Regions from separate parts of the Homo sapiens genome. Here region 2 is linked to region 1. The links are chromatin loops, found by intact Hi-C in ENCODE. Cell type or tissue: GM12878. All regions are shown on one strand. Each heading gives the region's core, and the rest is flanking DNA. Links, peaks and the distances in the headings are about the cores only.

Evidence for each region. Peaks named below come from ENCODE experiments on the same cell type or tissue, not always from the same donor. Only the 100,000 strongest peaks of a DNase experiment are listed, where the experiment ranks them.
Region 2: it touches region 1 in a loop (4-fold over the local background); 14 of 110 quality-filtered maps call a loop at or near these places.

Annotation. Positions count from the first base shown.
Region 1 is chr10:94,628,509-94,631,431 of GRCh38, forward strand. No RefSeq gene overlaps it. Among named protein-coding and RNA genes, the nearest start is that of CYP2C18, 54 kb to the right of the region's middle. In GM12878, for the core only: a CTCF peak has its summit at 1,697 (motif pointing right); no DNase peak of the experiment used is centred there.
Region 2 is chr10:95,245,128-95,248,050 of GRCh38, forward strand. PDLIM1 (PDZ and LIM domain 1) reads right to left here. Exons shown (of 7, transcript NM_020992.4): 5 at 2,088-2,239. Among named protein-coding and RNA genes, the nearest start is that of PDLIM1, 44 kb to the right of the region's middle. RefSeq lists an enhancer at 286-345. In GM12878, for the core only: a CTCF peak has its summit at 1,586 (motif pointing right); DNase peaks (open chromatin) are centred at 474 and 1,646; H3K4me3 peaks cover 703 bases; H3K27ac peaks cover 1,576 bases.

The DNA of each region.
Region 1 (2,923 bases), core at 157-2,656:
CTTCTGAGGTGTCCTTCAGACCTTTTGTTTTCCACTGAACAATGAAGGTAAAAATTTTGTTAGTGACTTCAGTCTCTCTCTGCAGCCAGTATAAAAATTTAACTCCAAACATTGAATTATAATGTTTCATTTGGGAACAACCCTTATTTTGGAATTAGCTAACTCAAATGATTTCCTGTTACTGATAGTAGTGGTTCAATTATATACAAACATTTTATTTATTCATTATAACCGTCTCATTTATTTATTTATTTTCTTCAACTTTTAAGTTCCAGGATACATGTACAGGATGTGCAGGTTTGTTACATAGGTAAATGTGTGCTATGGTGATTTGCTACACAGAGCAATCCATCACCTAGGTATTAAGCCCAGCATCCATTAGCTATTCTTCCTAATGCTCCCCTTGCCCCCAACAGGCCCCAGTGTGTGTTGTTATCCCCGTGTGTCTATGTGTTCTCATTGTTCAGCTCCCACTTATAAGTGAGAACATGAGGTGTTTGGTTTTCTGTTCCTGTGTTATTCTGCTGAAGATAACAGCTTCCAGCTTCATCCATGTTCCTGCAGAGGACATGACCTCATTTCTTTCTATGGCTGCATAGTATTCCATGATGTATAGGTACCACATTTTCTTTATCCGATCTATCATTGATGGGCATTTGGGTTGATTCCATGTCTTTGCTATTGTGAAATGTGCTGCAATGAGCATACATGCGTGTGTATCTTTATAGTAGAATGATTTATATTCCTCTGGGTATATACCCAGTAATGGGATTGCTGGGTCAAATATTATTTCTGCTTCTAGATCTTTGAGGAATCACCAGACTGTCTTCCACAATGGTTGAACTAATTTACACTCCCACCAACAGTGTAAAAGTGTTCTTTTTTCTCTGCAACCTCACCAGCATCTGTTGTTTTTTGACTTTTTAGTAACTGCCATTCTGACTGGTGTGAGGTGCTATCTCATTGTGGTTTTGATATGCATTTCTCTAATGATCGGTGATGCTGAGCTTTTTTTCATATGTTTGTTGGCCACATGAATGTCTTCTTTTGAGAAGTGTCTGTTCATGTCCTTTGCCCACTTTTTAATGGGGTTGTTTATTTTTTTCTTGTAAATTTGTTTAAATCTTTTGTAGACTCTGGATATTAGACTTATGTTAGATGGATAGATAGCAAAATTTTCTCCCATTCTGTAGGTTGTCTGTTCACTCTGATGATAGTTTCTTTTGCTGTGCAGAAGCTCCTTAATTTAGTTAGGTCCCATTTGTCAGTTTTTGTCTTTGTTGAAATTGCTTTTGGTATTTTCTTCATAAAGTATTTGCCTGTGCCAATGACCTAGATTTTCTTCTAGAATTTTTATAGTTTTGGGTTTTACATTTAAATCTTTAAGTGATCTTCAGTTAATTTTTGTGTAAAGTGTAAGAAAGGGGTCCAGTTTCAATTTTCTGCATATGATTAGCCAGTTGTCCCAGTACCATTTATTAGTGAATCCTGTCTCCATTGCTTGTTTTTGTCAGGTTCGTCGAAGATCAGATCATAACTATCTCATTTAATAGGCAACACTTTTCTTTCCCTCAAGTAAGTTGACATGAAATCATAGGAGGTCCTCTACTTGCAAGCTGGAGAACAATCTCAAAATTTAGTAATACTGTATCCTGAAAACAGTTATATGTGGCAATATACTAAATTACCACGAGGTGGCATAATTTCCTCATTAAAACTGACTTTCAGGGTTCTAAATTGGATTTCCTCTAGTCTTTTGACTTTACAGGGCAAGATTTCAATTTTATTTATTTTGTTACTCCTGTGGAAAAGAGAAAGAACAACAATTTACTAACTTCTGTACCTGTAACAGCAAGGGAAAATATTAAATTCTTCTATTACATATACATTTTAAATTTTATATATTTAAGGTGTACAACATAATGTTTTCATATACATGTTCATAGTGAAATGATTTCCGCCAAGCAAATTAACAGATTCATCTCACATGGTTACTTTTTTTTTGGACAAGGTCTAGCTCTGTCTCAGGCTGGAGTGCAGTGGCCTGATCATGGTTCATGGCAACTTCTTATCTCCTGGGCTCAAGTGATCCTCCCACCTCAGCCTACCAAGTAGTTAGAACTACAAGCATGTCTATGCTTGCTATTTTTTTAAAATTTATTTTTTGTACAGATGAGGGTCTCACTAGGTTGCCAGGCTGGTCTCGAACTCATGGACTCAAGCAATCCTCCTGCCTCAGCCTCCCAAAGTACTGGAATTAGAGGAGTGAACCACTACACCTAGCCAGTTACATTTGTTTGTATGTGGTAAAGTACCTAAAAGCTACTCTTTTTGCTAATTTCTGGTATACAATACAATATGTATTATTAACTGTATTCCTCATGCTGTGCTTTATATCTCTAGGGCTATTTATCTTACATAACTGAAATTCTGTACTTTTTGACCTCCATTTCTCCATCTCCCTCTCGCTCACCTTTGGCAGCCACCTTTCTACTATTTCTATGTATTCGAGTTTTTTTTTTTTAAGTTTCCATGTATAAGTGAAATCGTGCAGTATTTTCTATCTGTGTCTGATTTATTTCATTCACTATTCACTTAGCATAATGTCCTCTAGGTTTATCCATGTTGTGGCAAATGGCAGGATTTCCTTCTTTTTAAATAATTTGTTTTTATTATGTATTATTTTTAATTGTATTATTTTAGTATATTTTTATTTACAAATATATATTATGTTGATATTATAAACATAATATATAGTAAATATATATTTATGATATATATAATAGAATAATGTATATAAGAAAATATATAATATATAAATATATTTATTCATACATAAATATTTATATTTAGTATATTAGTATTATTATTTTTTATGAATTTCCTTCTTTGTTAAGGTTGAATAATATACATCCATATTGTG
Region 2 (2,923 bases), core at 314-2,813, 620 kb after region 1:
AAATTTTTTTTAAAAAGAATCCTAATTCCCAGACTCTCGTTTAACTAGGTGTAGCCAGGTGACTAAATCATGGTCAATAAAATGGAAGAGTAGTGTGGGACTTCTGGGAAGGAGAAAGCTGGCTCATCTGAAATTGGAACTCCCCGGTTAGCATTATCTCCCTTCTTCCTCCCTGTCACCTGGGGGTAAGCATGATGGTTGGAACACCAGCTGCTAACCAGGACCACGAAGTAACCTTGGGAATAGAAGCCACAAATTTGGGTGCTGGAGTGCCGGATAGGAGTCCAGATCTTGAAGAGCATGGAGCTTCCAAATCCATGCTCAGGTCCTTCTCTGTGAGCTGAGATGAGCTCTGCAGCATGTCTAGTTGGGCACGGATGAACTTGACCTTGCCTCTCATTGAAGGGTTTCACATCCACGTAAGAGTGAAATAAGTTGTGGTTTCTCACATGTTTTTACAAAGCTATCATCCTCAAGGGTTGGCCCCCAAGTTGTTTGTCAGGCAAAGCTAATACTGGAACTTGATACGAAGTATGGCTCATTACTTCCCAGCTGCTCAGCTACTCCAAGCAAAAGAGGAAAGCAGTGGTAGAACAGTATCATTTTAGCATAAAAGAAGCACATGCAAACACATGGCCCATGGTTTCCTAATTTCCTATGGTTGTAAACTGCCACTCTCTCTAAAGAAATCACACAAATGGGGAGGAAGCCCAGGTGTCGGGTGTGTTCAGAAGAGAACTTTCTTATCAGAAAGGGCTCCCCAGGAAGCTGAATCTTCGGCTGCGGACTTTGAGGAGGGAGGTTCATCTTCCAGAGGGCACAAGCCTCTCAGCCAACATGCCAATCCCTTTGCAGCCTGGCTGAGGCAGGTCTCACACTCACCATCACAAGGTGTCCCCTCACTGGAGCATCCACTGTCTCTTTGCAGATGGGTCCATGAGAGAGATAGAGGGCATAGAAAACAAGACCCCACTGAAGTGCCCAAGCCTCAAGAAAGGAAGAGAGAGTGTGGAGGACTGGGCATCACAGGGACCAGGAAAGGGTACAAAACCCAGCTCTCTGGAAAAGACTGCCCATGAGCATCACAGGAGGTGCTGATGAGGAACTACCAGGGAAGAAGCGGGTGTGAGGGCTGCTGATCATCTTTGTGAGGGGAATAAAGCATCCCTTCTTCAATACATCCACCTGTCACAATTTCTCGACGTATAGCATTGTTATTAAGTGAAGATACTTTTACCACTGTCCACTTAAACATGATCATAATAAATGTACGTTACATAATGTCTTCAGTGAGAAGCATGTCTCCTGAGACCTGCAGAACCCTACGGGGTGACCCTGGGTGCCTCAACATCAAAGCTCACCCCAAGGACAAGAAAGCCTCTTCATGACATTTCAAACACCACAATAACTATGAAGCGAGTACTCAGTTACGATGATGGATGTTTTACACAACTTATGCCATTTCATGACCATGATAATCTTAGAGGAAAGGAGTTTTATCCCTGATGGACAGATGAGAAAACAGACCTGGGAAGGTTGAGATTTGCCAAAGGTCACAGAATAAGAACATGGCCACAAGGGGGAGCTCTTGGGCCCTCAAGAGGCCACCCACCTTAGAGCAAATGCAAACACATGCCCCCAAGCAAAGCCAGCCCCTGGCTTCACCGAGCACTAATTCATTCTCATTCTGCTGCTCATTGCCCATGGCCTTCATCACTGAAGTTCCTCAGCCACTACCAAGGTATTGTTTCTGGGCTCAAAGCAAATAAATGGCCAAGGGACAGACCAACAGGCTCCCACAGCAGTCAGGCTCACCCCAACCTTAGCATCCTCTTGCACATGTGACAGGACACAGTTGGCCAGGCCTGGAGTTTCTTAAATACAGACCCAGATGGGAAAATGTGGTCAGCACTCTCTTCCTCTCTCTCTCTCTCTCTCCCTCTATCTCTTTTTAAAGAATTTCAGCATTTTAAAAGCCCATGCCCTCCAAAGCAGGCTCCAGAGTGTGTTCACCTGTGCTTCCACAATGACTGACTCTCACATCTGACCTTGAACAAGAGCCTCTGACTGCAGATGGAGCTGATTACCTTTTTCTTCAGACTCCAGGATTTCCTGCAAAACCAAGAAAGACGTGGACTGTTTCGGGGGCTCATTCAACTCCTGTTTCTCCTGAAGCATCTTGTAAACTTCAGATTCTTTGTCGATGACAAGGCTGCTTGGAGGCTGAGCATGGTCTAAGCTGTAAAGAATGTTTGAAAAATTGATTAGGACATGACAGAAGTTAAAAATAACTTCACCAGGAACCTCCTCCAGGCAGACACTGCTGATTTGAAGGATGGATAGAAATGATCTCAAAGCCCTCTCCTAAATCAGCCACAGACCTGCTGCCAGCACAGTGAAACTGAGATGTCTTTGTAGTCAGAGCTGGCTGCTGCTTCAATGCAATCAGAGGCTCTTCTTCTAAATAGCTTCAGTAGCTCAATTACTTTTTGGCCTAATCCAGTGGAATGAGAATGCTCTATCTCTTTATAAATTCCATCAGCAGCATTATGTCCAGAGAAAATTTAGAGAAAAAAAAATGTCAACCACAAGCCAACCATGAAGAACTCAGCCGGGTCCCCCTTGTATGGGCCACAAACATTGCTTGCACAAGCAGGAATCATAGTGTTATTCATTCCCGACGATCTCACAGTGCTTTCCCTGTCTATAAATACTTCCTGATTCTCAAGGCCAGGCACTTGGGTCTCCTCACCTATAACACAGAGGTAACAGTACTTTCCTTGCCTGGTTCACAGTTTGGTGGTAAGGATGGGACACGCAAGTGCTTTGTGAACTGTTGATGTTCAGGCCCAGGGACTGGGCAAGCCAGGCCTTGTCTTCCCCACCTTCCTCCTGTCATGCTGGGTGACCCAGAACAAGATAA